Linked DNA regions of Homo sapiens: region 2 is linked to region 1. A link is a loop called in an ENCODE intact Hi-C map of the cell type or tissue named here. Cell type or tissue: PC-3. All regions are shown on one strand. Each heading gives the region's core, and the rest is flanking DNA. Links, peaks and the distances in the headings are about the cores only. Region 1 overlaps LRRC8B (leucine rich repeat containing 8 VRAC subunit B). Region 2 holds the start of LOC124904216 (a long non-coding RNA gene).

Region 1 (16,585 bases), core at 4,414-12,413:
ACCAGATCTAGATTCTAAACCAGTTTCCTTTGCTTACTAGCTGTGTGTCTTTTGGCAAATCACTTAACTTCCCCAAGCCTCAGTTCCCCCATCTATAGAATAAATGTCAGTTTTCTTCCTTTAACATCATTGTACCCATGCCCTCAAAGACTGTATCCAAAGTACTACTTCCTTATGCCATTTTCTTACCCACAAGGATTTAACAACTTCTCACTGTTTCAACAATTTGTCCACAAAAGTCTCCATTAGTGGTTTCTGGCATGTGCCTTTGCCCTTAGGCATCCTGGCTGACCCACTGGCCAGCACACACCTTGCAAATGCCCAGCTTTCAGCTATTTATTCATTATGCACCTACAGTGTAGAATACTGTAACAAATTATAGGTGCAGATACTATATTAGTGGAAGGGGACACAAATATGAACGAGATTTGGTTTCTGCCTTCAGATGACTGAGCGGGAAATCCATAACCTCACTACATTGGTATAAGGGTTCAGAATAACTAACTCCAATTTGGGGAAAGAGGGTGATTAGAGGAGTTATAGAGTGATATCATCTTAGTCTTGAAGAATGAATTGAGGTTTATTCATATGTGTATGTATGGAAAAAAGGAACTTCTGGTTGAGGGAACAGCCTGGACAAAGACATAGAGGTTAGAAAGGCTTGGCAGAGAGGACTGCCCTGTAGTTCCATATAGTGGGCTGGCAGGAATGCATGTGGGAAGTCCAGCACTGCCTGGAGGACTTGGATTCTGGCCAAAAGAAAACCACTGGGGTCAGGTCACATTGCTGCTTTGTTAAATCCCACAGGGCACAAAAGGGCAAGAACATTCACATTTCTGGTGAGTCACATGTAAACAGCTGTATTTTTGCCAAGGTCTCTTCCAAAAGGTACTGAGGCTGGGGGCATCTTTCACACAAGGTGACAGAGACGTTTCTGCGGCTGACACCATTCCAGTCTTATGACCTTAGATTTCATTTTATCAAGCTTCTACTATCTATAGTTACAAGAAACAAGACCTCCTTTAAGTCATGCTGCCTGGCTGTGGTGAGAACGGACAAGGGTGTGGCTGTGGCAGATGGTATCAAAGAAGACCCTTACTGCCCCATTCCCAGTAGGTCCTTGAATGGGTACTGGGTAAGTTCCTGTGAACAATGGGGAACCCAACTCTCCATCCTATGTTCCCTGACTACCTGCTACTTCTAAGAGATGTGGGTACAGCCCTGGGAATGGCCTTTCTTCAGCCATTTCTTGGCCGTCCCTCCTCTTCATGGTAGGAGAGAGAAAAGAGGGAAGAAAGGACCCATGTGCTCCTGGTGGGCCAGATTCTTCTTTTCTGGTCCAATGTAATTTTCTCATGTGAAAGGGAACATTCCCTTCAAATATCAGCAAGATGGTCAGATGTTTATGCAGAATCTCAAAGCTCAGCATCAAGATTTCTGGTGAACATGGATGCTGTTTACACTAGCTTTACAGTCTAGTCAGGGAAACAGACACTAAATAAGTCATAGTTATCAAGAGGATGGATACCTCAAAGTATAGTACCAGTTGCCCTGGGAACAAACAACAGGGGGATCTAAGGATGGACTGGTCAGAAAAATGCCACCTTGAAGAAGTGACCATTTATACTGAGAACTGGATGAACAGGAGTTAGCTAGGCATAGGAATTAAGGAAGAGCCTTTTTGGCAGAAATGCATGTGCACAGACCAAGGCAGGAAAGGACATACTTTGAAATATTTTCTATCATCTTTGGAGGAAAACTCATTAAAGCTAACGTAGAAAGCAACCACTAGGGTCAGACAAGATGCTAACATTTTACACATATTATCTCGTGGAATCCTCTTAAGATCTTATGAGGTTTGTTTCTATGAGGAGTGGGTCTTATTTGTCCCTGCTGTCCCCCACTGTATTCACAATACCTTAGGCAGCATCTGGGTAAGTAGCAGACACTCAATATTTATAAAATAAAGCTTACATTTTACAGACGAGGAAGCTGAGGCTCAGAGGTACAAGATGACTCAAGAGTTACTGGTGAAAATAGGGCTCTGATCCAGGTTGGAGATGAGTACCTTCTGGGCTGTCAGTCCAGGAAAATGCTCTTGTCTTCTTCCAGATAAAGCAGAGACTAGGCCGGGCCTTGGACAGTCTTAGACTGGGCATGAGGGCACAGAGCAAGTGAACAGCACATAGCTATGTCTGCCCACTGCATTATCAGATGAACCTGGTGAGCGCATAGTCTGCCCTTGGAGCTGGCACCCAGGTGGGGCTGTACCCTAAGACCAGGCAGAAGTTAACATCTCTCAGTGCACTGAAACCTAGAGTCATGTTTCTCCAACGGGGAGCCTGTTAGCTGACCTGACACTCAGGTCTCAGCTGAACAGAAACTGGAGAACTTAAAACTGTCAGGCATCTATTTGCCCTAGGTCAGACTCTGGGAGGAAAGCCAGTGATAAAGGGTCAGCCTCAGCTTTCAAATTTTGGTGTTAAAGCCCAAGACAGCCAAGTACCTCACAGGTCACCTTTATACCTGTGCAACCTCAGGACATTTCTCTTAACTGGGAATTGTAACCTGAGCATTGTGAAGGCCCTGCTGGGAATGTTTCTAACTGTACTGCCCTAAATAGCTTCTCTTCACTGTCTACTTGGCTCTCCTGACGGGGAGGCACTGCAGAACAGCCCTTTAAGATAATTCCATCCTCCTTCACTTGCTATTATGCTTGAGGTTCTTTAGTGAATAAAAGTCTTATTCATGTGTCATAAAAGTGAATCATTTCCAAAGCTGAAAAAAGAAATGTATGACATACTCAAGTTCTTAAGAAAATTACTCAGTATTAAACATGATCAACACTTCCCACTCACTCAGCATTTTATGTAGATCAGAATATTGGAGTTGGAAGGCCAGCTAGCGAGCATCCAAGCCCACCCACTCACAAGGCTCAGTTAGGCTGCTACCCTGTGCATGCAGATCACACTGCAGATCACACTGGAAATGGCAGGATCACGAGGGCTAGTGCTGAAGCCCAGAAGTCAAAAGAACCCTATTTTCTCTCCCTCTGTCAGACATCCTCCAGCATCCTCACCAACTTCCCCAAGCCACAGCTTACCCTGAGAAGCATGTTAATTTCTTCCAGGCCCTTCTAGTCATTAACTTAGCTGGGGCCTTTACTGATGATCTGAGACAACACCCAAGCCATCTGCCTTATTTCCAGCATGAAAAAATTCTCCATGGACACTCTGTTCATCAGGAGAAATTATTATACTCACTACCAGAGAGAAAGAAAAAGGGAGAAGAGCTAATTTCTTTCATCTTCTAGAAGAAAATTTAAAAATAGTGCAAAGTCCCAGTAAGGTCGTTTGGTAAGTCATCTTCCTTTCATAGAAGAGCTCAGTGGAGAGGGCCTGGGACCCCTTAGAGCCACAGTCCCACTGTGTAACGGGCCTTGGGGACACCTGAGCAGGTGACTCACGTGGACCTGACATGACAAACATTTCAAAGGGCTAGCGTTTTGAAGAACCTCAGGGGAAATGCCAAGTGAACCAGTGTTAAATGGCAGTGGATTGTTAGAGCTGGGGTTGAAGCTTTCTTCCTGCTTCGTAGTGCATTCAGCCAGAAGGCAAAGCCAGGGTCACAGCATCTTCCAGGGCAAGGAAGGCAGCTTCTTATCTGGAACGTGGCATGAATTCAATAAGGACAGCCTAACTTGTCCCTCCTCCTCACTCTTCTCACTCTCCAACATTCTAAATCAGCAGAAGAACAAATTTAGCCTGAACTGTGATTAGAAGTCATTTTGTAAGTCTAAAATGTTTGCCAGCATTTTCCTATAATAAATCAGCACTCTCAGGGAGTTAAACTGGAACTTCCATTCTCTAATAAAACCCAAACTGACGTGAGCCTCATTTGCAAACTGAAACAAAAAACACTAAATGTTAACAACTCTTTTTAAGAGGTTGGGGTCATTATCCAACATCACCCACAGGGTCAGAAATCCAGCATGACACTCCATTCTTCTAATGACAGCAAATGTAGATTTAGGTTAAAACATTAAAATATAAACTATGCACTTTCAAAATAATCAAAGTTTATAAATAAATGGGTTATTTGGAAGAAATTATACTAAAATGTTTAAAACTCTGTGTGTAGGCATGCACATGTCTACATGTGTATCAATCTTTTTCAACATTCAGAATATTCAGAGCCTGCACATTATAAAGAACAGAATACTGAATTAGATGTTAAAATCCTAGAGTGTGCTCACAACCCTACCACTTACTAGCCATATGACCATGGCAGTGCATAGTATACAAAAAGTAGAGTCTATGGTGCTATGGAGTCCCCAGTTTAAAACCTGACTCTTCCATGTGCTATGCTAGCTATATAATCTAGTATGTTAGTTAAGCTACCTGAACCTGTAAAATAGAGGTAATGCCTACTTGATATGCTTTAAGGATTAATGATATTTATAAAGCTCATGGCAGGTGCTTTAGTAGTTCCCAATAATGGTAACCACTGAAGGTGTCTCTTTCAGAGCCCAGTTTGCTTATATGTGAAATGGGAAAAATGGCCTAAAGTTCTCTGGTACAGTGATGCACTGTGCATGGGAAGGGATTATCATTAAGATGCAGATTACAACTAAAATGAATGCAGCTTATTAGAGAATACACAGATTCTAGAGTTAGGTGGGAGACATGGGTGCTGATCTGGCTCTTCCACTAGTCTTTGGTGAAATGCGGATTATCTGTGCTCTTCAGAGCCAGCACAGTAGGGTGAAAAGAGCACTCAACGGGGGCATGCACAGATCATGGTACCATCTTCCTAAATCACTGGGGCTGTGATCTCCAACAAGCCACTTAACCCTTCCTTCTCAGCAAATTCTCCATGGTTTCTTCTCATTGGGAAGATCTCTGAATCCAGAATTACATTAGAGGATGAGGAGGAAAATAAAACATACAGGAAGTGACTATGGCTGAGGAGATAGAAACTAGGATAGCTATAGAGCAGGAGGAAGCACTAGGATCAAAGCAGACTGGACGAGACCACTGAGCTCTGAAAACCAGAGTTTTCAAAACTCCAAGGTGGTTATGAGAGGATAAAGTTGATGTTTAATGTTCAGCTAATCTCTGTAGAAACAGGCTATGCAGACCTGTAGGTTGAATATGGTTCCTGTTCTCAGCAGTCATGAGACCTTGGGATGGTAATAATTTGAAAGTCTTCTTTCTCACCTGTAAAATCAGAACAACATACCAAATAGGGTTGTTGGCTGGATTGAGAGAGTACACATGGAAAACCTAGCAGACTGCCTGGCACACAGGAGGTGCAAAATAAAGTTATTGTCATATACCACCTCAATACTTCTTCCTACAGTGATGCTCTCCAAACTCAAGGATCAGGAACTAAATAGTTAGATTATTCTCTTTTCTCAATTTGAAGCCACCAGTGAGGTTCCCGACATGCATTGTGCTGCTCTGATATCACAAGCCAAGCAGATTTTCCTCAGGCCACTTAATGCGTGTTGCATCAATTCTTCACGTGGCTACTTCTTTAGGCTTTCCCTTTTCACAGAACAACTGCCAGAGAAAGGCTCAATCTATTATGAAAAGTGTGGTTTGATCCACTTGAAAAAGAGAACTGTTCTTTTCTCCCCTTGAGGATCTGAGAAGTTTCTCTATGCATTACTACAGACAAGGGTGTGAATCCAACCCAAGCTCAGGGAAAGACTAGAAGGAAACTCCCTTCACACAGGTGGTGTTTAGTCCCCCACTAGTGGTGCAGTTTCAGAAACTCCAGAAGGGAAACCTTCCCACCTACTCCTTAATGACTGAGAAGCATTTCAAGGGAGAAACAGTTTTTCACACCACAATGGTAACTCGTTCATTCCTGTTGAGAAGAAAATAGTCATGGCCATATCCAAGGTACTCACATGCTAGGCTGTGCTGAACTAAGGGTAAGTGCACTTAAACAGGTGCCTGGGGTATTAATTTACAAGGAGTAACTACATGTCATTGGAGTAATTGGAAATTTGGTGCCAGTTAACTCAGGTTTCCACATGTAATTCCTTATGTTAGCAGCCTAACAAATGAAACTTGGCCCTTTTCCCATTCAACATAAGGAATAAGTCTCTTATTTTAAATTTGAAACTGTGGCAAGAAACTACCTTCTAGAAACAGAGAATCTTGATAACTGGGAGACATGTATTTTGGTGAGAACAAGCTAAAGCATCATCCTTGGAATAATAGGTATTTCATATTCTTGAAGATGGGAGTTAGTAATAGGTGAGGATACGTAAGCTTGGAGTATGGTGGTTGGGGCAATGCCGAGCAGCACAATCCTAGAGCAAGCGAAAGAGAGCAAGAGCCCACAAAAGTGGTTGGAGGGAGTGAGATCTGGGAGGGATAAGGGTGCGGGACAAAGAGAGTAGGATGCTTTGAAAGGGAACAAGAAGGGAGACTTAGCAGCTGACAGGCCTGCTCACAAGGCCCGGGAGACTGATTGTCGATTGGGGATATTCGACAGAAATGCCGTGAGCTGTAAAACCTCATATTCCCTACAGCCCCTAGGCCCACTTGTCTTTCTGCTAAATTATCTTTAAACTCTTTCTCATTCTTGCTAGATAGAGTTTTAGTTTTGGAAAAAGGAATACAAAGATAGTTAAAATGTTCATGATTGTTTTTTCCAACAGAACGCCAGTTTTCCCATTTCTACCAAAAACATGTTGAATAAACATTCTAAGCATGTTCTTTTAAAGGGGTACCACACACTTACCTGCCCAGGGTGCCCACACGGTATGGTCTGATCTTGGTGCCAGGAACTGCATGGGGCTATGTGCATCTCATTTGAGGTACAGTTACTGATATTAAGTGAGGGCCAATGAATCCTCAAGATCTTACCGTGGGGGCTGCATTTGATAAAGGCAAGGGAAGGCAAGGAGAAACTGAGTATAGGAGCAAGAAACTGGATGCTGTGGTTTAAGGACCATATCAGGAAGGAGAGGCTAGGCTCCAAAACAGTAATTGCAGGGTCAGTGCTGATTCATAACTTTGTAAATCTTTTACACCTGCAATTGTGAGGCCCACGCTCCATGAGGAAGAAGGTTGGCCAAGATTTACAAATGTTGATAAACCTAAAAAAGCATTTCTACTCTACCTACAGAGGCTAGGACTGAGAAGTCACTGCTCTTGGCAAATAAGCGATTGGTAATCTGTGTAAGAGAAATTACCAGGAGGGGCAGAAACTGGGACATGTGGAGAGCTGGACAGAAGTGGGTTGAAAAGTGAATACTCAGTGAGGAAATAGGGCTGACCAGAAGGTTTGGTGTTAAAGGAAAGCAGAGAGAATCTGTGATGGCTTTGCAGGTAAGTAAGATAGGCATGAATCTTTTTTTCCAAAAGAAAGAATCTGGAGTTATATTAACCTACAGATGGGTGTTGGTGGCATGCTTCTATTTGACATTTTCTCCTCTCAGCAGCAGAGGGAGGTAGAGAGTAAAAAAAATGATGTGGATTGAGCCCTATAGGAATACAAAGGGCTCCAAAATGGAAGGTATTTATCATAAGGAAATAATTTGAAAATCTCAAGAGCTAACAGGCAGCTCTATAGAATCTCTGCTATTTAGGAGGCAGAAAGACATAACTCGAGTCTAGGGGAAGATGAGATAACATGGGATAAAGAAAGAGATTTGCATTTTAAAAAGACTACGCATATTAAAGTGGCCTTTTCTGATCCTTCTTTAGCATGTCGATGTAGGATCTTATGTAAATATGGGACTTGAGTTTGAGGTCTGGCTTTGTGCATTTTGGATAAACTGCTTTTCCCTAGACCTCAGGAATGAGGGTGACAAAACACCAGGTGGGAACAGAGAAGGAAACAAACCATAACAAAAGTTGCCGCTCCAGAGAATGGAACCTTGCCCTCAACAGCACCGGAGTCTCTCCCTTCCAGTTGAGCCCTTTACCACTTTTTCAAAAAGCCATTTTGAAATGTGGAAGTGAATGCTGAAGTACATGAAGCCACAGTTATTGCTGTGTTTAGGGGGCCATGTCACTGCTGGGCAGACTGTTAGCATATAACTTCAGCATCTCAAAGCACCTAGCAGTCCCTGAAAGGCTGCTAATGCCTGGAGGCAGGCACTCACTTCATTTCAATAGACTTCCCATTCCTGAACCACTTAGAGATGGGGGAAGCCTTTCTTGAATGACTTACTGCATTTTCAGAGAATATGGCCAGGGAACAACTAAGTTACTTTCCTTCATAATCTGATTCAGTCTATATATATTCCAGCAAAATTCTGGCTATCAGCCTTCTAATGTGGTCCTGAAACTGTGTGTGTGTGTGCATGTAAGAGACCGAGAGAGGCTGTTTTCTATCGAAAAGTTCAAACTATCATGTACTTATTTTATCCAGTAATTCAATTTTTTCACCTTTGACTAAACCATCTCAGAATTGCCTGTCTTGCAGTTCTTTAGCTTTTGCTTACCTGGTTCACAATTCAGTGTTAAACAGGAAATGGAGAAACAGGCACCAAGAAGAAAGGAGAGAGATGAGGCGTTCTATGAACATCTGTCCCTGATGAATTCCAAGGAAAGACGGGCCCACTCATGAGAGATCTACTACCCCCCGCAACCCATGTATTCTAGGATCCACGCAGCTCTTTTCAGGTGCTTGTTATTTTGTGGCCATGGTAGCATATTTTGAAAACTCATACCATTGTTGTAAGATTCACATGTAAATCTGAAATCTATTATTTGGTGAATAACAGTACGACAGTACAAGGAAGCATGAGAAGAGAGAGGGAATCACTTTTGGAACTTGGTTAAAATTAGTACAGTCAACTTCTTCCAGCATTTACTGTTTTTATTTGCCATTTGTTATAAAAATTGGATCTTTATTTTACACAAAAGGTACTTTAAAAACAGTGAAGTTTACCAAAAGCTACTGAATCTGTGGCAAAGGGATTTACCACCAAAAATGCAGATTTACACAGTAAACCTGAGGGCCAAAAACATTGAACAAAATCTTCCATTTTCTAATAATTCATTACCAGAAGCAAAAACAATTGTACACAGATAAATATGTGAAGGTTAACAAATGCTAGCTTTCACTCTTGCACTAACCAAATAAAATGTCTCTATTCCAGATTGGCCCATTATTTCACTAAGTGAAGTATTTGAAGAATTTAAAAAAAATCTTCTTGTAAACATTAATATTTAAATACAACATATATATGCACGAACACATCCATTCTAACTCTATACCCCTTTGTATTCTTAAAATTGCACCATCTCTGTTAGAGATAATGTACAACATGCAGAAGGCATTCATAATTGTTTTTCTCAGCAGTAGTGTATTATACAAGTTAAATGCAAAAGTTAAATATGAAATTAAACTCAACTGAAAGCCATCTCGACTCAGTACTTTGGCTCATTATTCTATGTTAATGCTTTAGTGCTGATGAAATTATTCATATAAAAAATCTGAAGAGAATGTAGCCTGTTACCAAAGGTATGTAGTAGATAGCTCCCTGTGGATACAGAAGTGATGGACAAGAAACAGAAGGAAACCAGTGAAATAAGACTGCAGGTTTTCACTGCTTCAGCTTTTCACATCCAGCTGAAAAGAAATAATTATATCGAGGGCATTCTGCAACAGTAATTAGCTTATACTATTTCAAATATATATATGATGACTTCATAATACAAACTAGGATGCAAAATAACTCCTTCCCTCCCCCACCATTCTGTCTGTTTCCAGATAGAAATAAACAGATTCTGATGCAATGTACAGTTACTGAAAACAAAGCAGATCTACAGTTACATTGTCCTGCTTTGGGTACAGATCAGCTCTAAATACTGCAGGATGGGCAAAGTAAAACTACTCAATGAGACATAATTACAGGCACTGGCTTCCTCCTAAATAAATACATGCTCAAATATCATTGCAAATCTTCTGGCACAAATATATTCTGTTACTGTACAATTGCTGATCAAATTTAGTGCGGTAGGTGAGTGGAGAAGGAAAACAACATACCTTATGTGCATAGGATGATGCTAAGAGAATGTGAAGATGGAAAGATGAAAAGAAAATTTTATTGAAAACACAAGAAAATAATGTTAAGGGCACAGAATAATTGTTTGATTATTTTAATGGTTTTTGAACCCATCAATATTATGCAATATTTTAATTAAACATAAAATTTTAATCACAAAACACTTGAACCGAAAAAAAATTTTTCACTATCAAACAATGTTATGCAAATACATCACTGCAGTGCACCACAGCACACCTATTGGAGCTATGCCACAGCACTGAGATACTGAGGATCTCTATTTACCCTGTTTAACACAATGTGAAGTGACATAAAATACAGTGACATACAGGGGAAAGAAATTAAGACTGGGAGTGAAGAATGAAAAGATAGTATCTGTGTGCCACACAGATGTACCCTGATGTAAGTTAGGAAAAGAACACTACTCCTTTACTGGAATGCTCAAAAACACTTAGGTTCTCAGATTAAGGTTGAGCATGTGATTTCTTCTAAATGTCATAACTTAGGGAACAGAGCACTTCATGATTAATGAATTAAAAAACGTGCTATCATACTTAATTTAATCTACAACCTCCTGCAATTTTGAAAAAAAAACCACTAGATATATCAAAAACTAATGCTATAATTTGCATATATGAAGTATGTGTGTCTGTGTGTGCATGCAAATAAAATTAATCCATGCCATTACTACCGTAAGCTATGAATTTTGTTCTGAATAACCTCCACATTTATTTTTTGGAAAATGCATATGTATTCTTGAAATCAAATGCCAACGAAAGTCTCATAATTATAATTTAACAAACTTAATTTTCTTCATTTAAAATTCTCTTATGTGAATATGAACACTTGTAAAATAAAGATCTGCTCCAACAGTACAGTAAAGGTGGTATTAACACCCTATTTTTTATGTGAAGTAGTAGCCTCATTTTTCCTTGCATCAGGGCTACCTTGTCTCAAAAGCGACCTAAACACTGGTGTATAAGGTTTAAATTAAAAGATGTAAAACCATGGCATCAAGAACAACATAGATTGCACCAATAATTATACCCTAGTGTGTGGAAAGCAGTTTATAATATTCATTATTAATCCTGCTAGTAAATTCTTCTAGAAATTTACGTAGGTGATAAGGAAAATTTAGCCAATGACTTCTGCAGTTGAACCAAACCAGTGACGAGCCATGGAGAAGTTCGTCAGGTGAATGGTAGCAAATCTGAATTTTGTTTTGAAATTCTAGCTAGTTATGTGGCCAAAAACATTTAAGCACTTTTGGCATATTCATGTCCAAAACTTAATCACATGCCACACTGGAATCAGTATACATGATAATTCTATTGTGAAACACTAAAATAAACATCAACTCACACTTTAAAAAATGAAAATAACAACGAAAAACATGGATATAATTAGAATCTGTTTTCTGAAGTCCTAGAAGTTTCATCAGTTATACCTGCTTCCCTGAGAGCTGAATGTTCTGACTAAAGGCAAGTTTTGGTAAGTAGTTTATTTTTACACTGTTCCTTTCCGTTCAGAATAAACAATAATGTGTGAGGCAGTGTGTTTGGTGTCCTATATTCCTGATAGCTAATATTATTCAAATTTCATTTGATTTGAATAATTCTTTTCTTTGAACTTTAGTGCAGGAGTGTGTGGCAGGTGAGGGGAAGCTCTATTTGCTATGCTTTAAAGACTCACTTTCATCTTTCTGGAACAAAGCAAGAGAAAACACATACCACGCACCACAATTCCATATACACAGTACTGTTTACCTATAGTGTTTTCCAGTTTTGTGTAGGTGCAGTTAATAGATTTCTTCATAGTTATATCCAAAATGAAGAGGTGGCATCATAATGCCTAGACCCTTAGGGAAAAACATATTAAAGATGTACATTTCCCAAAAATGAGTCAGTTGATTTTATTCATTAAAAATATGCATAATAAAAGGCCAAGCACAAAGCTCTTTATAAAAAGGAGCAAAATGTATTTTCCAGAAGAGTTAGATAAAGGCATGAGATGAATTTCAGTTAAATGGATCTATTTCTTTGTGGGTTTTGAGAACTCATTTTAGACACTGAATAGAGGCTGTTTTACATTATAATCATAGCTAGAGATTACATAGATGGAGGGAAAAAAAGTCTTTTGCTTTAACTCTTACTAAATTTCTATAAAGTATTTTAAAATCAATTTAAAAACCAAATCTGTACCTCTCCCCTCTATCACAGTTTTTGTAAGTAATTAAGAATTTTACCCGTACGATTGCACAGCAACTATGGAAGAGAGAGGTAGATGATTCGGCCACCCTCTCACAAGGAAACCCCCAAATACTTTAGGGCATTAAACACAAGGCTTTTGTTATCCAAAAGTAATTAGTTGCAGAGTACAAAAACATTTTGGAGCAGAATGTACATAAACATGAGTCATAAACAGCCGAAACCAAGAACACTAACAGTAAGTTCATAAAGAAATGCACAAATTCTATGTATCTTACAAAAATGATCCTCACAGATGTTGAATCCAAGATTATACAATAGAAAATATTTATATGTTTTACATTTAATATAAAAATTCTTAACAAATAAAAAAAGGCCTTGATGATAGACAAGAAGAAATTTTAGGGAATACATTAATTTTCAGGATGCCCCGAGGATAATACATCTTAAATACTCAGCTCCTGTTCTAGGCAAAGGCCAAATGCAGGCATTTTCTCAGGGTTCATCATTGGTGTTAAGAGAAAACCAGGTTAAGGAAGACTCAAGCAAGCTGGGAAAGGAAGTAAAAATTAAGCCAAAAAAGAATTCTGCCAAGCACAACATACCCTATCTAAAAAAATTTAGGAACATAAATCAAAGACAGTCGTGAGTATACATCAAGAAAATTCATATTGATGAGTTTATGGTCTTGGTGATAAATATCAAAACAGGAAGTCAGTTAAAACAAGTGTGCAAATAAGTAATGGGGACTGGGGGAAGAAGAGGAGAGAATACCTATACAATCTTGAAGGTAAACACTGCAAGGAGGAATTTAGTCATTTCATAGCTCCCAGTCCACCCTGGATGTGCATTTCTTGCAACATCTCAATAAGTTAAAGAACAGTTATTCACAAAACTTCAGGTTAGTGTTAACAGTTTTTACCTGGTTAATTTAGGGCTAGACACTCAGTTGCTTTAATAAGACATTTAGTTATGGTTCATCATAATAGTCACCCATTCTTCATCTTTATTAACTTAGAAAATTTTACTTCTCATTTAAAGCCCTGGAGCATTTTTTTTTTTTTTTTGAGATAAGAGTCTTGCTCTGTCACCCAGGCTGGTGTACAGTGGCACAATCTCGGCTCACTGCAACCTCCACCTCCCTGGTTCAAGCAATTCCCCTGCGTCAGCCTCCCAAGTAGCTGGGATTACAGGCGCACGCCACCACGCCTGGCTAATTTTTTTGTAGTTTTAGCAGAGATGGGGTTTCACCAGGTTGGCCAGACTGGTCTCGAACTCCTGACCTCAAGCAATCCGCCCATCTTGGCCTCCCAAAGTGCTGGGATTATAGGCATGAGCCACCACGCCCGGCCGAGCATACTTTTAAAAATGATTTTGAAACACGGGTCTCTTTTCTTTAAGTCAACATTTGTCTAAGCACGTCTGTAAACGTTCTGTTACAGGGAGAGGAAGAGTATTGAGCAAGTTCTCCTCAACAATCAGACAGTTCCGTTTTAGGGACTGACATCCTTCTAGTTCAGGAGGAAGTGTTTCCAGGTAATTACCAATGAGCTCCAGATGAGTAAGGTTTGACAGCTCACCCACATGAGGGGACAAATTCATCAAGCTATTTTTCCCCAAAAGTAAACACTGCAGCTTTTTGCACTGAAACAGCCCATCTGGTAGCATCTCAATCTGGAAAGGGAAGAAAAAAGAAGCTGGTAAAATAGGTTTTTGGTGGCTTATGATAAGACATTTACCTTTTTTCCAAAAAAAAAAAAACAAAACATTTCTGGAGGTTTATAAGTGATGCAGACTACAATGATGATAAATTTGAAGTAGATGAAAAGATAGAGGGAAAATGAAGACAGGAGTACAATGAGGAGTGAGGACTGTGGCTACCCTGGACACCTACATCCTTGCTGTATATGGGTGGGCAACGAATTTGGTTTTAAACACTCTAACAAGCAATTCTTAAATAAAATGTAGTTATACACACATTGTCGTTAAGATAAAAACAAACCAGTAAGAAAAATCATAATTACTCTTGAGTCCTTGATCAGAAATAAATTACCCTCAAGAGTCTTCATAAAAAGTTTACTGTGTAATGTAATGAATAATACCCTTAAAAACATCCTAAGAATCTGACAGCAGACTGAAAACCTTATTCTCTTTTTTAAAAAAGCCTACAGAAGCAGAGCAAAAAAATATGATTATATATACATGCACATTTCATTCCCCTCTACATACACATACACCTGAATATTTACTCTTGTTCCTTCCCTCTGGCATGGTTTCAACTAAATAATTTATAACACAGATACTTTTAAATATAATAAATATTATGCAAATTAGGTCAACTCCTAAAGCTGCTCCCGTTGACTGCTGCCCTATATGGTAGATAGGTTGCATGTCAATTTCTAAGGGCGCCACAGTACATAGAAGAAATAGGGTTTATTGAGGAAAGACCTCCAGAGAAGAAGTTGAGCACATACACAATCCCTTCAACTCATCACTTCACTGAGGGATAAGTCTGGCCTCAGCATAGATAGACTGCACATACCACCGCTCCCTACCCCCCATAATACTCTACATATTGGCTGGGGACAGGGGCCACCTACAAAAACTATGAAATAATGTAGGTTCCTTGGTTCCAAAACTGGCTTTGTTAGAAACAGGGATAAAAAGGGCACTCAGGGACTTGGCCTATATCCTCTGACGGGCTAATGCAGACCGGCTGGGAGACAAGTTTCTAGGGCCATCCAGAACTGTCTCTCCTCAAAAGGATAAATAGCTTTTATATAAACTAAAAAATGACCAAATTCCATTAAAAATGTTAATGATGTTGTAAACTCCATTCTCCTACATCACCCCTCCCTCTAACACACGTTCAGTGCTGTATATCCTTAAAAATAAATCTAATGATTGTCACTGCTAAGAACAACATTCCATATAGATCATCATTGTACACCAAAATATTAGATATAAACAAAGGGAAAAATATCTACCCTTTACTTTCATTTCCTTCCCAAGAGCAGATGCAAACCCTACATATGCAGACTTACATTGGGAGATGAGGCAGAGAGATGAGAAGAAATGCAACCTCTTTCTAAGGCAACCCCTTCTGCACAGAGATACCTGCAGCTCAGAAGTAGGATCAGTGATGTCCAAGTGAAGGAAAAAATCAGTCCTTTGCAGTGTGCATTATTAAGAGTGCTTGTTGGTGCCTATGAAATGACTCAGGCAAACTGGCTAAAAAAGAAATTAGGCTTGGCTCATTTATATTCAGTGAGCACGTGCTGAGTGCCTTCTAATGTGCCAGGCTCCCAGCTAGCTGCTGGGATCAAGTACTGAGTTAGAAAGACTGCCTTTGAAAACTTTAGCCTAATGCAGGTCACCATGGACATCTCAGCCTCAGCACTGTTGACATTGTGGGTGGAAAAATTCTTGCTGTGGGGCTGTCCTGTGCAGTGTAGGATGTTTAGCAGCATCCTCAGCCTCTACCCACCAGTTACCAGTGCCACTCCCCTTCCCAGTTGTGACAACCAAAAATGTTTCCAGACAAATGTCTCTTGGGAGGCAAAATCATTCCCAGTTGAGAAGCACAAGTCTCACGGAAGAGAGAAACATGAAACGATTACACAATTGTCTGTAATGAGTGGTATGAAGAAAAGTGCCCTAACCTGAGCTGCATTAGGCATTCCGTATTTCCCTTCTTCAGTCAGCTTCAGATTCCCAGCAAGTACCTCGTTTAACTGGACTGATTTCCTACTGGGTGATTACCCTGAAGCCACTGCCCTCACTCTCTTGTCTGGCTATCAGCACTACCACATTCCCACCAGTCTCCTTCCAAATCTCTACATCTGTGATTTTAGTGAACTTCTTAGGCTCCACTAGAAGAGAGGGATTTCCCAAGGTAGTGGGAGTGGGCCTCAGGGCCAGCCCCTTAGCATTGCTGCTGTGAAAGTGAGTCAAGGGCTGCGCTGGCTATGTGCGAGAGTCCATCTCTGGGGCTTTCTCTCCAGCTCTCTGCCCAGCTAAGGCACAGGATCTTACCTCACCTACTCTCATTCAATTTTTCTAAAGGAGCCTGGGGAGTTTTGTTAAAGACTCAAGACTTTCCTTCAATTCAGCAATTTTATCCTGAAAAATCTACTTACAGCTTTAAAAATAGTTTGCCTTGAAGCTTACAAGAACTCCAATTTTGCCTGGGTCAACAAATTCTATAAAAAATGTTAGAAAACAATTATTTAAAACTAATTTATTTAGCATGCCCTTTCTTAGACTGTATGACACATGAGCCAGAGAGCCAAAAATTACCTTAGTGGATCACTGATTTCTTCTAAAAAAACCAATGGGA
Region 2 (16,585 bases), core at 3,918-11,917, 51 kb after region 1:
AGGAGACAAAAGATATACTCCCCATCTGGAAGTTTGACACATGACTTCTAAATCAGGGTGGGGCTCTGTCATAGCTGAGTGACAAAATCAGCTGCACAACACACAGAGTCTCTAAGTTTCTCCTTTATACACAGCAGATGAATCTATGGTTATTTCTTAGCAACCAAATTTGAAGGGCAAAAAGACTGTGCCAAGAAAACTACAAGTGTAGTTTTTTTCCTGTCTTTTCTCTCTCATCCATGCACAAAAAATAATATTTACCTATTTATATTTGACAATACCATCTGTTTTTATTGTGTGGAGAGTCTTATCCATTTAAGGAAGGCAACAACTTTGTGACTCTCAGTTGAAGAAAGGTAGAAATGAAGAAGGCCTTATGTAACACCAACTTGTGTCACCAACAGCAAGTGGAAATATTACATCTTGCACATGCTCTGACACTAGGTGTACTCGACAATCATGATGAAGTTTCTGCTGGGTGCAAAGAACTGGCCCAGGTAATGAAGGCAATCGAAAGGTGTCACACTCAGACCTAAATCTCAAAAGGAGCTTATGCATTGGTGAAAGAAGGCATAAGTACAAGAAAGATCAAACAAATGAATTATACAGTTACATCTTAAAGTAATACATGCTAGAAGAACAATAGTCACTGTACAGGGTTTATGAGTTGGACCAAGAAAGATGCGTAAGATTTATATAGTTAGGGGGTGAAGGAATAAGGGGTAAAAGGGGTTGGTTAATAACAGGGCACATAATATTTTATGTGGAGGAATGGAACAACAAATAAAGAAGGCAAAAGAAAGCCAAGGTCAATTTAATGAATTAGTGAGCAGATGCATAGATGGAGTGGAATTTATGAGACAGAAATGATGGGGCTAAGAGTAGAAAGGTGATTAGGATCAAATGCTAATTAAGTCTCAAATTCCACACTAAAAAATTTTCAAGATTTAACTCAGGCCCAGAACATAACAGGCACCTGAGAAATTATTGCTTTAGGGGGTAAATATGTCACTTTTAGAATATTCAAATCTTTTTACAAGGAGAGAGGAATTTAGGCTTGATATAAGCAGTAGGAAGTCACTGGTGGTATCTGAGCAAGGGAATGACAGAAAAATACATTTAGGGACATACTATTATATATCAAGAAAATTAATTTGAAAGCATCAGAAAGAATTCATTGGAGAGAGTTCAAGATTGACAGCAGGAAGCCTAATTTTATATTAGGGTATATATCTAGGTACCTTGAGAAATAAAACATAAATGGACTTCAAAATTAAAATTCTGAGTAGAAAAATAGTTACGCTTTAAAAAATTAAACTTTCAGATTTAGCCAGTAAACTGATGCAAATGGACAAAGTAATTAGATTTTAAGGAAGCAGACGTTTCCTGAAATTCTTAACTGACTTTTTCCAAAGAGAAATAAATTTGATTTGTACTTTTTTAGACTAGGTAATACCTGAGTACTCTGGTGGAATTAAATACTTAATGGTAAAAATACCACTTTTAGAATAGGCAAAGATTTTGTATGAAGCTGTAACACAGAAGAACAGTCATTTACAACACACACACAAAAGGGTGCCAGATATATTCTGGGCCAGGTTAAACATGCTGAGATCAAACATCAACTTAAGAATACACTGGGCCCTGAATCAATGGAAAAATCATTTGGCATTATGACACTCACCATGCAATCAAACCTCTGTTTAAAATCAAGTTACAATTACTCTAATTATGGACAAACATTTCATTTGTTGCACAACTGGTACCTAATCAAACACTTCTGTAGAAGAGATGATTTCACCACAAGGTAACTTAATTTCAGTGCGAAATAAGTCTTTTAAATTATTTTTAAAGAGTGTTTTTAACCAATTTACATGTCAGAAATTTTATTTCTATAAAAATTACTACATGAACTAAGTCTAAATCAAACAAAAATGCCTTCCTCTACTTTGAAACAATAGTCTTCTCTCATAAACATTTTATTCAAATATTTCCCAGCAACAGGCTTGTGTGCACTAACCAGGAAGTGAAACCAAATATGATCATATTGTGAAAGCAGAGTAAAATGAAAGAACACAATTGGAATTATCTGAAGCATTATTAAAATTTCATCTGAAAATCCAATTCCCTTGGAAACAACAATTTAATCAAGGAAGTAATAAAAGGAATTTCAAAAGCATAATTCTTCATTTTCTTGTGTGGCAGTGTCCCCAGTCTTCTATGCAAATATCTTTTCCTGTAGCCAGGCTGGCTCATCTGAAACACAAGCTTTCACCAACCCGCCTGGTGAACACAGGGAGCAGGGTTAAGCAATCATTTTCATGCTAGTAAATCAACTCTGGTATAAACGATTGCAATCTTTAATGACTTACTTTGGAGAAAAATGTATCTTTTGCTTCTTAGGTAACAAGTAAATCACATTTCTCTTAATTATTTTTCTGTGGTTACTGTCATTCCCTTTAATCTATTGTAAATTATAAGCTCTCTAAAACCAGAAAATGTATTTTACTGATTAGTCTGCTTTTAACTGACTCAGTAACCTAAACATAGTGAGAGTTATTATAAGTACCTAACGATTATTCTTATTGTCTAAGGATAGTGTTAGCAAACAAAACTCACTATGGTTTACATTTTTCTGCTAAGATGGATACTAAGTAGGATCATGAATTTCTGGGCTCCATTACCATATCTCTTATTCCAAGGAGATTGGGTGTGGGAGAAGGGGCTAGAAGACACCATGCAAAAACAGAATATATTCTCATTTACTAATTATTATTCTTTATACTTATTTTTAATTTTAAGCAGGATTTGAGTAAGCTTAGTATTATATACAGTACAATATTCTTATGAAAATGTCCTAGCAATCTAAATAAGAAGGTAGTTCCTGAACTACCTATGACTTCAGCAAGTGATCAGGTAGCCCCTATTAGACACTGCACAAACACAATGCAAATCTGAATATTAGTGCTACTCTGCAGACAAAGCAGACATACTGCTGCTCTGTATAAGAATGAAATGTAAAAGGAAAAAAAACTATGAATAAATAAGCAGTGACAGACAAATCTATTAGCACGGTACATGCATGTATATAAATATATATAATAATCAAATCATGTGGCTAGTGAATTCTAGAAACACTTGAGAGCCTACTATGTTTTAAGAACAGTGTCACACTTAAGAAACTGAGTCAATTCTATTGCCATGGTGTTAAGAGGTTGAAGAGCCTGGCTAGTGGGTCTCATTCAGAGCTTGTCTGTGGACGCACCAAAAGTATTGAGGCAGGCCAGACCGCTAGTCAGTCCCGTTTTCTTTGGGGACCCTCTTTTCTTGTTACTCCCTCACTCACTTTATCAAATACTGCACTTTCACCACAGAGCCTGATCCTTTATATTTATATTCATTGAATTCTCTTGACAGGGAGAATTCATTGAGCATTTGCTGTGGTATGGGCTGAATAAGATAAGAAAGTATATTTCATTTTCTATCTATCCTTAAAACACTTATAAAGTTAGGAAAATGAGAAATTTGTACAAAAAGTGAACAGGAAAAAAATGAAGGATTAAATAGTGGAGTGGAACAACTCTGAACATCTATATAATGCTCAAAAGTTTATGGAGCATTTTTTTCATAGTCATTTAAATCATACACTTGACTTTAGGATAAGGATACAAGCTCAGAGAGAAAAAAAATTAGCTGCTGATGACACATGGCTGGTGAGCAAGAGCTTGATCCTATAACTGACACCAAACATGGTGCTCTTCCAACCATCCAAAGCTTCCTCTTGTAAGATGAACAGGTATAGCTCAGGGAATGGAGAAGGCAACATAGATAAGGTATCTCTGAGCCGTTAGGGATATGCAGGGGCTGGAGCAGGAAAAAAATCTCCAGCGGGGTAGTGGGGAGGGAAAGAGCAGAGGGGTGTTGCCTGAGGAAGAGCAGTGAGGCTGCAGAGGATCTTCACGGCCAGAGGGGGACGACTTCACAAATAAATGAGGCAGTGAGGACATTTACGGTTGGAGATTCCAGAATATGAGAGTATGGCTTGAATTGACTTACAAAAGAGAACAATTATAGATTCTAAAATAGAATGCAAGCAATATTTTAGGAAAACTAACCTGGTAAGGCATGAGAGATACAATGGGGCAGGATCGGGGGCCGGGGGAAATGAAGGTAAGGAAACCAGGCAGGAACCTACTGCAGTCATTCAATGCTGAAGCAGTGAGAGTGAAGACCATGGTAGTATCAGTGAGACTGACCAGGAATGAAGGAATTTAGGCAGAACTGTGGGTTCTGGCTGACTAGAGAGCTGGGAAAAGGGAAGAGCAGTAAAGTTGGGCTGGTGAAAGGCTCTGTTATAAAGTGCTAGTTAATATTCCAATATTCAGTGGAAGACCAAGGAGCTAACTGGTGAATTTTGCCCTTTCATATCAAAGCAAGGCTAATAATTAACATAATTAATCTTTTATGCTTTATTAAAGGTTTGGCATAGCTAAGGTTTGACTGAGTACTGTTCTCGCAAGTGAACCTAGCGGGAAAGCTGAAGAAGGTGAGATGAAAAGGCCATTTAGGTCCAGACCTAATGAGACACAGGTACCATTCTATTGAACCCAAAAAGGTATTTGTGAAAGGGAGTGACTTAATCCAGTCAGCGTCAAATCTTAAATTTAAAAAGTTAGAATTTGCCACTTTGGTAGCAGCATGAACAACTCGTTAAAAAGGAGAAATACACATAGGGAGGAGATCAGGATAGATCAATTGTCCAGATGATAAACAGGAAAGGTGGCTTGAACTAAGATGTGCCTGAGTGTGAAGAGAAGAGGGGATAGAAGCAAAAGTACTACTATTACTTTTAAGTGCTTTCGAGCAGGTTCTCTGCTAACTAGCTTATGGGCATAGACTCTAGGGCTCCTTAGGTATCCCTTAGAAGGACTTGGTAGCAGATTAGATGTTAAGGAGAGTCAGGACTCAAGGACAAGTGACTTATCCTAGCTTTGGCCACAGGGTCAATGATGAAGGGGGCTAATGAGTGTGTTATTTAAAACACTGAGTTTGCAGTACCTGTGGGCCATCCAGGTAGTGAGGTCTAGTAGGCAGCTGAAAACACAAACTGGAGCCCTAGGGAGAGGAAAAAATATAAATGAGTTTGTTAAGCTGTTTTTGCTGAAGACTTGGGCCAATGTTGGACTTAAAGACCTGCACTTGGTAAAATTTTAAAAGTTATTTAAAATAAATAACTCAATGCAGCCTCAGTCCATCTCCCATATAAAAGAACTCATTTAATACCTTCCTTCCAGAATATTTCCATTTAAAGTTGGGACAATTTAGTTTTTTATGAAGATGACTGAATTCATTAAAAGTTTATATGTTCGAAAACACCCACATATGCAAATCCGCATCCACATAACTACAAAACATCTCTTCAAATGACTTCTACTTGATTGTCCAACTGGAGATAAATAGAATTGGAAGCAATCAAAGACATTCTTTTTAAAAATAACTTGCAGCCTCCCTATTGCAGGTGCTCATTGTCTTCCTGATCATGAACTGTCAACTCACTAACAAAACATAAGGGCATATTTTTCATTTCACTTCAGTGTTAAAGAGCTGCTCCCTTTCCAAGCTACTTCATCTTTACTTTGTTCTCTAATGGTTGTAGAGATAGTGAATATATTTAGCATATCAACAGGGTTAATAGAAACATGAAGGAATTTCTGATGTGGTATGTGTTGTATTTTTATAAATACCAATCTCCTCTCTTTGCTAGCTTTGATAGAGTTGGAAAATGTTATCCTTTGGGAATTTAATTTTGAAGAACTGCTCTGGTTTTGTTTTTCCTACATTATCTGTCTCCGTTTAATGTACTATATACTTATGTTGTTTATCACTTTTCTCTGCACAGTAAGCAGTAAGCTCTGGTAGCACAGGGCTTCTATTTGTAGGGCTCACTGTGGTATCCCATCACCTAGCCCAGATAGTAGGGGCTCAGTAAATAGTTTTTGAGTGAATAATCACAAGTCTGTGATTATCTCACTTCAGGAACTTAATATGTCCTTTTTTCTTAGCAATCACACCCCAATCTTCATGCTCCAACTTAATTTGGAACTATGACTTCTATTGTATTTATACGCCTCAAACAAACTCTCAGAATGTATGTTGTGGTGGGACCCTGCAGAGCCCTGAAGGGTATTGGTACAAAGGAATTAACATGGGAAAAACTGCAGCAAAGTGTCAACAAAGGCTCCCAGTTTCTCCAGGTGATTTTTCTGTCCAGCTCTGTCTTATGAGGAGAAGTTATAATGATCTTTCTCCTACACACACTCTTCTGACTTCTGGCTTCCCTGATCTCAATTCCTATTTGCAGTATCTGTTTCAGCCCAGGGTGAAACAAAACTGAGGGGTCAAAACAAACCTGAGTTTGCATCTGCTGTTTTCATTGCTTGAGGCTTTGAATTTTTTTGTCGTTACCTTAAGAGAATAAGCCTGTATTTCTACACAGACCAGAAACTCACATTAACTTAATATTATAAGACAGAATAGACTACTTTCCCCCTCAAGGTTCTGATTGTCCTTCTCTGTCCTCATTATAAAACCTAATAATTTCCTCACTACTCTGTTTGATGGGATAATCATAGTGACCACTTGCATTCATTACACAACATAAATATTTTTCCATGTCAACTGGATTTAGTTTGTATGCATTATTGCATAATCAAATCCAAGGAGAAACTATTACCATACTCCAAATTGATATTAAGAATGAAATTAAAACTTCAAACTTAAAAAAAAGATGTATTCTGAGTAATTCATGCTATAGCTTTTCCATTTGATGTCTAAATATATGCTAGAAAAAAATATAGTTATTTTGTGCTCTTTGTGAAATGTAATCAATATATAATCTAAGCGAGAACTTTTAAAATCATTTGGATTAGGACTAATTTAATTCATAGGCCAATAATTCCAAACAAATCACTTATATCAGCCAGGCAATATTTAGAAAGGCTGTCATCATCTGCATAAAAGACAATTCACTTGACAGCACTCCTTTTTTGGGCAATGACTCAAATCAGCTAGACTGAAAATAAATCTAAAGGGTACACAGCTGTCATGTAGCTGCAAGTAGCCTTCTGAGCAATTACTTGATTCATTTTTCCCTATTTGTACAACTGGTTTTGCAAACAGGATTGCAATCCAACAAATGAATGCCCCGCACCCCCTCCCCTCCCCGCCCACTATGAAGAAAGCTTTTTGCTGTCCTTGGGAAGGCTCTAGTGGATTCCTTTGCCCTGATGGGCATGATAAACTGCACATGGTGGTTTCTTGATTTTATTTAATGAGAAACAGATCTTTAAAATCAATGACCTATGTGAACCATTTACAAAATAAGTGCTCCAAAATTTGAGAATATGATTTTATCAAAGGAATGTTGGCATCAAAGTTTGAAGGAAAGACAGGTGCCAGACTGGATTGCTATCTATGTCTACTAGGTACAGGCAATTTATTTTCATTGTAACATTCCATAATTGCTGTTTTAACATTTTATTATGGAAAATTTTAAACATACACAAAGGTTGAGAGAGTGGTGCAATGAAACCCATCTGCCCACCACTCTGATTCAACACCACAATACTCACCCTCATTGGATTATTTTGAAACAGATTCTAGATATATTCTGTCTTATTTCAGTATGGATCTCTAAAACAGAAAGAGTCTTTAAGATATAACCATAATATCATAATAATATCCAGTGGCATGCTGGTAAATATTTAACAACCAGGTTTCTGAGAAAAAAAAAAAAAGGACCCTGGTTCTTTGCCATTTTCCATGATTCCCACCATGGCCAATTTCAAAGTACCAACATGATGTCACTGAATGTGGAGTTGAGAAGAGATGTGTCACACATCATTATACAGCACTTCTACTCTGCAGATACCTTAGACATAAATAACCTTAAGAGCATAGATAACAACAAATTATAGCAAAATAATTAGGAAGTGAGAGTTTTGAGTATTTATTTTACTTTTAGTACTTTAAGTTTGTACAATTTAGTTTTTAATGACTATGTTTAACTAGCTTGAAAATTCCTATAACACAACAATCAGTTTTCACAAGCTTATGTGTGTCAGCTCTAGAATCATTACTGAATCATATACAAATAATTAACAATTCCTTAATATTATCAATTAACCAAATTTCTGATACATCTCTTGTCTTTTTTACTTAGCTATAGAGAAATAGCTTCAGCAAGAAGGAGGAGGAACTTTGCTTCAGAAAGCTACACTGAGGGCTCCTTTCTGGGTATAGCTCAGTCAGCTGTTAGTCTGTTGCCAGGAGGTTGAGTCAGATGCCTTTGTGATTATGTACCTTCATATCACTAAGGAATCACAGCAATGTGTTTAATTTGCTTTTTATTGCCTATTCTTTGGCTCTCAAAAGACAAAGAGTTTGAAAGGGAGTAGTAGAGAGACTTGGAAGAAGGGAAAATACATCTATTCCAGGTAGACAACCATGAGCTGATGGAGTGTTCTGACAGAAAGAAGATGGCTAAGAAGATGTGAGTTACTCTTCCGTGCTTGATATATCCCACCATTGAAACTTGGTTCGCAAAAAGTCCTCTTTAAATGTGCCTTCCAGAACTGAATATGGCACATTAGATCTGACACTCCTGAAGCAGATGGTAAAGTGGAGTTACTGCCATTCTTGATAAGATGCCAACACTGGACTGCAACTCCACTTTGGGCTCACAGTCAAGCAGAACTCAAGTCCAACCAATGAACCAGTGCCTACTAGCACTCACCAAGGCTCCACAGCATACATTCACAAATCCTCCCCCACCATCAAATTTGGTACCAGGCCGCTTTTCCAACCCTTCCTACTATGCCTTTGAACATGCTCTCTATTCTGATAGGCTAGCCTAACCTATTGTTCAAAAAACACATAATATACCATTTTTATTAAAAAAAATTCTTACTATGGAAATTTTCTAATGTATATAGAAGTATGAATAATATTATAAGGGTCCCCCATATACCATTTACCCAGCTCCAACAATGATCAATTCATATCACACCCATGCCAGGTGTCTTGAAGCAAATCCTGGATGTATCGTTTCATCCGCAATGATTTCAGTACTGCATACATTCTTTCCTATACACCTCTGCTCAAACATTTCCCGTCCACCCCCTTCTTCAACTTTCCATATCTTATCACATCCTGCAAGCCTCACCTCCTACGATGTTTCCACTGAACTTGTGAGTCATATGCCTTCTTGGGACATCTGTCTTATTGTTGTCTTCTTGTTCTTAACTCTTAAGTTGAACACTCACTGTCATTGGCCTTGAAAGCAGGAAACCTCTCTCACCATACATATAGTGCAAGAATTCACGTTTAACAGGGAAAGAACCAAAGGATATCCAATTGGTTTTATAGAGTTTATTAAAATTTGACACAACAATTTTATTCAGCATATTAACCAAATTCTGTATGTGGGAAATGTCTTGGTAAATGCCTTGGACAGGGCATGCAGACACAGTATGACAGGGTGGAAAGAAGACTGGACACAGAGCTAAAAGGCCTGGTTCTTGTCCTGCCCTTCTGTTTACATGCTATTTTGGGTATATTGTGTAACTTCTCTGAGGAATAGGAATTAATTTCAGTCATTCTTCCTCTCTCCCTCTCTAAATTGTCGGAATCAAATGTGATTATTATGTAAAGATGATTTTATAACTGATAAAGTACACTGTTGATGCTCATCTTTACCTGTAAATGCAGAAATCATTGACCATATCACTAGACAACAAGAAGAGCTATTGGTTTGAATCCTAAATGTATAAGGAGAATAAATTTAAACTCCCAACAGGAAAAAAGGGAATGTGATAGTGCAGAGATCAGATGGGATTAAGAATCAAGAAAACTCACCCTGGGAGGAATGTAACAGCATACCTAGTATCTTTTTTAGACCTCAAAACCACTGCCTTATAATTAAACAAATTAGAAATTACAAAGAAAGCAATATATGTTTTCAACTATGTAAGAAAACTTCCTATTACGTTAAAAATTGAATTAAAAGGCAAAATTCAACATCTGATTTCCTCTTCAAATAAAACTTTCCAATTGTATCCAATAAAATGGTTATAATTTTGAGTTTATGCTCTCCTAGGACATTCTCAATGTCTTTGACTTCTCAGTTTTGCATTCTGCTTTTCCAAAGGAAAATCATTCATATCAAACTGCAAAGATCTATCATGTTACATCAAACAGTACTTAAAGTCAATATAATTGAGGTTTTTTCTTCCTCCAGTAGAAAAGAGGATAGATGGATTTATCAAGAAAGCACTGTTCTACAAACCATCCTGCAAACTTCACTACCATCCTGCGAGAGATCTGCAAATAGGCTTAGCCCATCTAAAGTACCCACTGGGATATTATTATTATTATAAGGTTTCTTACAAGCAAATAAAAATTACAGGCATTGGAGAAAAGGCTTAAATTTTGTAAAACTCTGAATAATCTAGGCCAACATAGGAAAAGGATTTTTCAACTTTGGACATTAATATGACTTAGCAATAGTCGATAAAAACAACAGCTGCTGAGCCTGGTAAATCCAAATGAGATTATTAGGTCAAAATCATAGAAATACACAGAGAACATTCCAAAATTCCCAGCACACTGACAATAAAGCACCCAAACCAGAATCTCATTAGGGAAAGAAACATTTTGTTTAGAAATAATTTTTTTTTACTACGACTTTACCATGTGTAACATCTCTGGGATGTTACTAGAGAGGAAAACAATAAGAATCAAAAGTGTAAACTACTGAACAATAGCTTCCTTCATTTCCCTTCCCTTCTCATGAAACCCTACTGCACACACCAAATAACTATGTATTCTTACACCTTGTTCTGCATAAACAGACATTTATAGAGATTTTAAAAATCATCTGGGCGCAGTGGCTTATGATGGTAATCTCAGCACTTTGGGAGGCCAAGGAGGGAGAATCACTTGAGTCCAAGAGTTCAAAACCAGCCTGGGCAACATAGCAAGACTTCATCTCTACAAATAATTAATAATAATAAAAATTAGCCAGGCTTGGTGGCATGCAACTGTGGTCCCAGCTACTCAGGAAGCTGAGGCAGGAGGATAGCCTGAGCCTGGGAGATCGGGGCTGGAGTGAGCCATGACAGTGCCACTGGACTCCAGCCTGGGCAACAGAGCAAGACCCCAACTCAAAAAAAAATGGCCAGGGATGGTGGCTCATGTCTGTAATCCCAGCACTTTGGGAGGCCAAGGTGGGTGGATCATCTGAGGTCAGGAGTTTGAGACCAGCCTGACCAATGTGGCAAAATCTCATCTCTACTAAAAAAAAAAAAATTAGCCAGGGCTGCTGGCATGTGCCTGTACTCCCAGCTACTCAGGAGGCTGAGGCAGGAGAATCACTTGAACCCGGGAGGCAGAGGTTGCAGTGAGCTGAGATTGTGCCACTGCACTCCAGCCCAGGTGACAGAGCAAGACTCCAACTTAAAAAAAAAAAAAATCAGTTTTTCAAAACTTAGATAATATTAGAATAAATTTTTTCTTGTATAATAGATTGTTTTATAATAAGAAAACTACCACTCACTGGCGTTTGTTACCTTCATGCACAACAGAAAAAGAATCAAAGAAGTTTTAGACTCCTAACAAATGAAATATGAATTTATACCTTAGACTTATGTTACTTTGAATACTTTGAGTATTGTTACCCATGATGACCAATTAGCATAAAAGACTTTTCAAGGTTATAGTCTACATGTCTCAAAATATACATTAAAAATGTGAAGGGCCATAGTTTTCTTTTACTTGTCTATTTACTGAATAAGGCTGAATTTCAGAAAATGTGAAGATTGAACAAGTTTCAGGCTATAACGAAAATTTAGGGGCTTTTGTGATCTGGTCCTGAGACAGCTATAATTTTTTCTATTTTGTCAATAGTGCTTTTATTAGATCAACAACTATGCAAGTCTAATTTTTCATCATTAAGTAATTTGACCCTACTTTAAAAATTACCAGGAAAAAGTAAATTTAAGTCTAGTTAACTGAACTGACAACTTACAAAAGATAAATCAGGTGGAGCTTGCCTTAATAGGTCCCCCCAGTACATAAGACAAAACAAGTCTAGTGTGAGGACACATAGGCCCTAACAAGTAGCTGATGTGAGGTTGAAGTAGTTGAATATGCTTGTATATTATAACCATAATGGATGCCAATACTCATGATGAGATAACTTTATGTTAAGTATTTTTATAAGTGCTTATATAAATTATTTAAAACTCTCAACAACCCCATGAGATTTTCTCCACTACAGATTGGCAACTGAGACAGTTATGTGACTTATCTAAACATGCACAAATAGTAAATTCATAATAGTAAAACGAGCATCAATATGAATATTCTTCAAAGAGATCTCTGAGAAAAATAAAAAGTAGCTTAGCTCCATGGAATGAACAACAGGCTAAACATGGATTCATTCATTCATTCATTCATTCACTCAGTCATTCAGTAAATATTTAGTGGCTGTTATGTGGTAAATGGCCCTGGAGAAGCAACAAAATAAACAAAACCCATGATGTCCTCAAACAGGTGCTATCTCTACCTCATGGAATTTATAGTCTGGTGACAGAGACAAAGATTAAACAAATCCTCAGTTATTTTATTATAATCACAGTAAGTGCTTCAGATGCTGTGGGGCAGGTAGAGGAACCACCTTGAAGACTCTGAAACTCATAGGAGACTGAGCCACTGTGAGAACTGAGCCAGAGAGCTCAAAAGCTTGCCCTAGCAGATGACACTCTTCTCTAGTCCCTTAGCTAAAGGTAGGTGCAGAAATAAATAATAACCAAGATGTCATGAAAGCAAGACATGTTCAAGGCCAGGAGGTCTCTGTCTAGTTCCATATTTTTGGTACACGAGAGTAGCCTTGGGTTTGTGTTCAAGTTTCAAATGCTCCCAGGATTTTACAACTTTTAAAGGTAAAAGCCATATATTACATTAAAAAATTTTAATCTGTGAATTAGTCATTTAAATAATATAATTTGTACATTATATCAAGAGAACAGTTACTAAAATTATCAGGAAAATTTCATTCTTGGTATAGTCAATGCTTTCTGTTCTGAAGAATGTGTGAAGGTGGCTACTTCAGGCATGTGGTAGAGTAGAAGTCAGCAAAAAGATGGAGGAGACTGAACTCTTATCCTGCCTACCATCTGCCTTAACTTTAGCCAAGTTATGGAGTCTCTCAGACAGCCAGCTTTTTTTTTTTTTTTTTTTTTTTTTTTTTTTTTTTTTTTGAGACGGAGTCTCCCTCTGTCGCCCAGGCTGGAGTGCAGTGGCGGGATCTCGGCTCACTGCAAGCTCCGCCTCCCGGGTTCACGCCATTCTCCTGCCTCAGCCTCCCAAGTAGCTGGGACTACAGGCGCCCGCCACTACGCCCGGCTAATGTTTTGTATTTTTAGTAGAGACGGGGTTTCACCGTTTTAGCCGGGATGGTCTCGATCTCCTGACCTCGTGATCCGCCCGCCTCGGCCTCCCAAAGTGCTGGGATTACAGGCGTGAGCCACCGCGCCCGGCCAGAAAGCCAGCTTTTTAATTGATAAAAATAGAAATAACTCTACCTGGTCTACTTTCTATGTTCACAGTGATGACAACATCAAAAGTGATGGGAACTCTCTCTGCCCAGGAGGTTTTAGAGAACAGCAATCCATGAAAGAATAAGCTCCTCACAAATACAACCTCTATTCTCTCTAGGCCAAGAAACCTTACCCAATGAGCCCATAATTTTTTAGCTTTCTGGAAGACAATGAGCTAAGCTGCCTGGAGGGATTACCTGGTTTCAGCAAACCTCTCCTGTGCAAAGTGTCATTATTCTTCCATAGAACAAATAGTACTTCCCCCAAATCTTTTCCCATTTCCAGTCAGAAGACATAAATGTTTAGAAGCTATAATTTAAAAAGTTGTGCTAATATAAAGCACACTCACTGGTAACCTGAAATTTGACAATTTGACCCCAAATCATCTGGTTCAAAACTTAATCCACTCCTTCTCTGAAAAAGTTAGAAGCTATAGTAAAACTAGTAAAATGTCAGTAATCACAGTTTGACTTAAGTAATTACCATAGGATCTTCTGATAAAAGGAAATAGAATATTTAATCCTATGACTTTTTTCTAAACTAACTTTTCTACTAGTCTCCTCTACTTCATCCCACTGCCCTACTTGGTCTCGCAATATGATCTCTCTCATCTTCAGCACACCCTCCACACAGTTGCCAGTGTTACTTCCCAAAACTAATCTGATATAATCTCTCAAAACCTTCCTTGGGGCTCCTGGGCTCTTCCTGAGGAAGCTGTATGCTTTGTATAGAGATATAAATGTATCTCCAAGCTCACCCCTGGCAGAGGCTGTGCCACGGTCAGCACTGGCTGTTCCAACTCCCACTCCAATGCTCTTGTTCTTTCATTCGTGTCACAAAGGGGAAAAGCTGACATGACTGGGGAAGGTTACACTGTGTGGGTTTTTTAAAACTCAAAGCGTGGGGTTGATTCAGACATATTTTCACATCACTGTTAGGGCCATTACAACAGATAACAAAATTGGCAAAGTATACTTCTTTTGCTCGTCAAGTAAAAAGAAAAGAGCCACATAGGCAAAGAAACAAGAATTTAGAGGTAGAAGGAGTTTCAGGCCCTCATACTACAATGTAATGGACACATGGATCATTCAGCTTCTATAGCTCCAAATATTTGATTCATGTATCACAACTTATATTCTAAACATAGTATTATTTTAAAACTATACAGGTCCCTAAACATAAAAATATAAGCAACATAAAACTTAAAAAATAATAAACTTAAAAATAATTGTCCAGGTGATGGAATTGAGTAGCTGGAACACTTTATTTAATCTTAGGTAATTGATTAAAGATATCCAGAAATGATACGTGAAGATGTAATAAATAAAATAATAGACATGCATGTAGAAGGTTAAAAACAATTTATGGAAAATTTCTCCTGGATCTTATGGAAAGCTAACTTTCACAATATCTGCTGAATATTTAATTATAATTCTAAAACAAGCACAAAATAAGCATGCATTAGCTGTTCAACTACTTATTTTTAAAAGTTCAATGGCCCCAATGGCCAGGAGCAAATATTGCAAGTTATTAGTAATCCAGATTTATTTTTATTTAATTTAAAAAAAATCTAACATAGGCTAAGTACCTTGAAGTGGGAGAAACCTAGCTGATAAATCTTTCTATTGAAAGGTTAAGTTGAACAATGCAAAATCAAGCAAAAGGATCAATGACTGGTGAACATTACAGCTGGCTTGATTCCCTCCAATGGAATATGCTTCAGCAGAAGTATCTGTCCTTTGCAATGTGTTGTTTCTGTGGCCCTAATTTCTATATTACACTTTCCATGCAGACTCCCATTAGTCTTTCTTCACCTTCATGACTCCTGGGTAGAATAAGGACTGATAAAGTAAAAGACGATGGGAATTGTAGGGTCCAAATCAGCCCATAACCCCAGTCCCTATACCCCCACAATGTTGGGCTGGTCCAGTTCTATCATCAGTGAAGAAAAAGCAACGCCTGAAAATCCTAGATCTCTTTTTAGCATTGTAAACCATGTAGGAGATGCTTATTACATCTGCTTTGTTCTCTATTTCTATGGTGCCTGTCACCATAGTAACAGGGCATACAGATGAAAAAGTAGGCTAGAAATACCCAAATATGGGGGGCGGAGAGGGCAATATGGGGGAAAGGGCCTTTCACTGATTAGGAAAGAAAAGGCTAGAATTTCTTCTTTCAGAGTTGTCAATGCATTAAGGGGTAATTCTAACTAGAAAAATAGGTTTTCTTTGCCTTTAAGAGAGCAACAATAGAAAATACCCTAAAATGTCAATAAATATCAATGTTTCTAGGAGGTAGTCTTGCTAGGCTTCTGAGATTTTAAAGCCAGATGTATTAAAAACCTTGAAGGGGCTGGGTGCGGTGGCTCACACCTGTAATCCCAGCACTTTGGGAGGCCAAGATGGGTGGATCACCTGAGGTCAGGAGTTTGAGACCAGCCTGGCCAACATGGCGAAACCCCATCTCTATTAAAAAATACGTAAATTAGCCGGGTGTGGTGGTGGGTGCCTGTAGTCCCAGCTACTTGGGAGGCTGAGGTAGGGGAATCGCTTGAACCCGGTAGGTGGAGGTTGCAGTGAGCTGAGATCATGTCACTGCATTCCAGCTTGGGCAACAAAGTGAGGCTCTGTCTAAAAAACAAACAAACAAACAAAAAAAAACCTCGAAGATGCTAATTTAAACCTTTAAACAGCATCTAGTTTTGGAAATGACATACTCATGCTGCAGTGTGGATGACTGCTACTTAAAATATTTAGTTACTTTGTAGTACTAAAAGTTGACACATCCGTTAAGGAAGTGTGGTTGGGAAGATAACTTACTACAATGAGTATTTCCCTAAAAGTGACAAGTTTATCTTCCAAGTCTCTGTATAAAATGTCCCCAAAGGAAATCACTGGGGTTGGGGTGGGGGATGACAGTCACTTCAC

What was found. A loop is a pair of places that touch in the nucleus more often than their neighbours do. Peaks named below come from ENCODE experiments on the same cell type or tissue, not always from the same donor. Only the 100,000 strongest peaks of a DNase experiment are listed, where the experiment ranks them.
Region 2: a loop joins it to region 1, with 3 times the contacts of the local background. A loop is called at or near these places in 11 of 110 quality-filtered maps.

The regions. Positions count from the first base shown.
Region 1 is chr1:89,590,106-89,606,690 of GRCh38, reverse strand. It overlaps LRRC8B (leucine rich repeat containing 8 VRAC subunit B), which reads right to left. Exons shown (of 6, transcript NM_001369817.2): 6 at 8,830-13,920. The coding sequence ends at 13,648. Among named protein-coding and RNA genes, the nearest start is that of LRRC8C-DT, 34 kb to the left of the region's middle. RefSeq lists enhancers at 5,675-5,924, 7,972-8,488. In PC-3, for the core only: CTCF peaks have their summits at 7,266 and 7,465 (motif pointing right); a DNase peak (open chromatin) is centred at 7,460.
Region 2 is chr1:89,538,445-89,555,029 of GRCh38, reverse strand. All of the region lies in intron 1 of LRRC8B (leucine rich repeat containing 8 VRAC subunit B), which reads right to left. It overlaps LOC124904216 (a long non-coding RNA gene), which reads left to right and starts at 4,141. Exons shown (of 3, transcript XR_007066214.1): 1 at 4,141-4,170; 2 at 4,479-4,546; 3 at 8,496-8,899. In PC-3, for the core only: no CTCF peak of the experiment used is centred there; DNase peaks (open chromatin) are centred at 7,129 and 8,329; H3K27ac peaks cover 1,693 bases.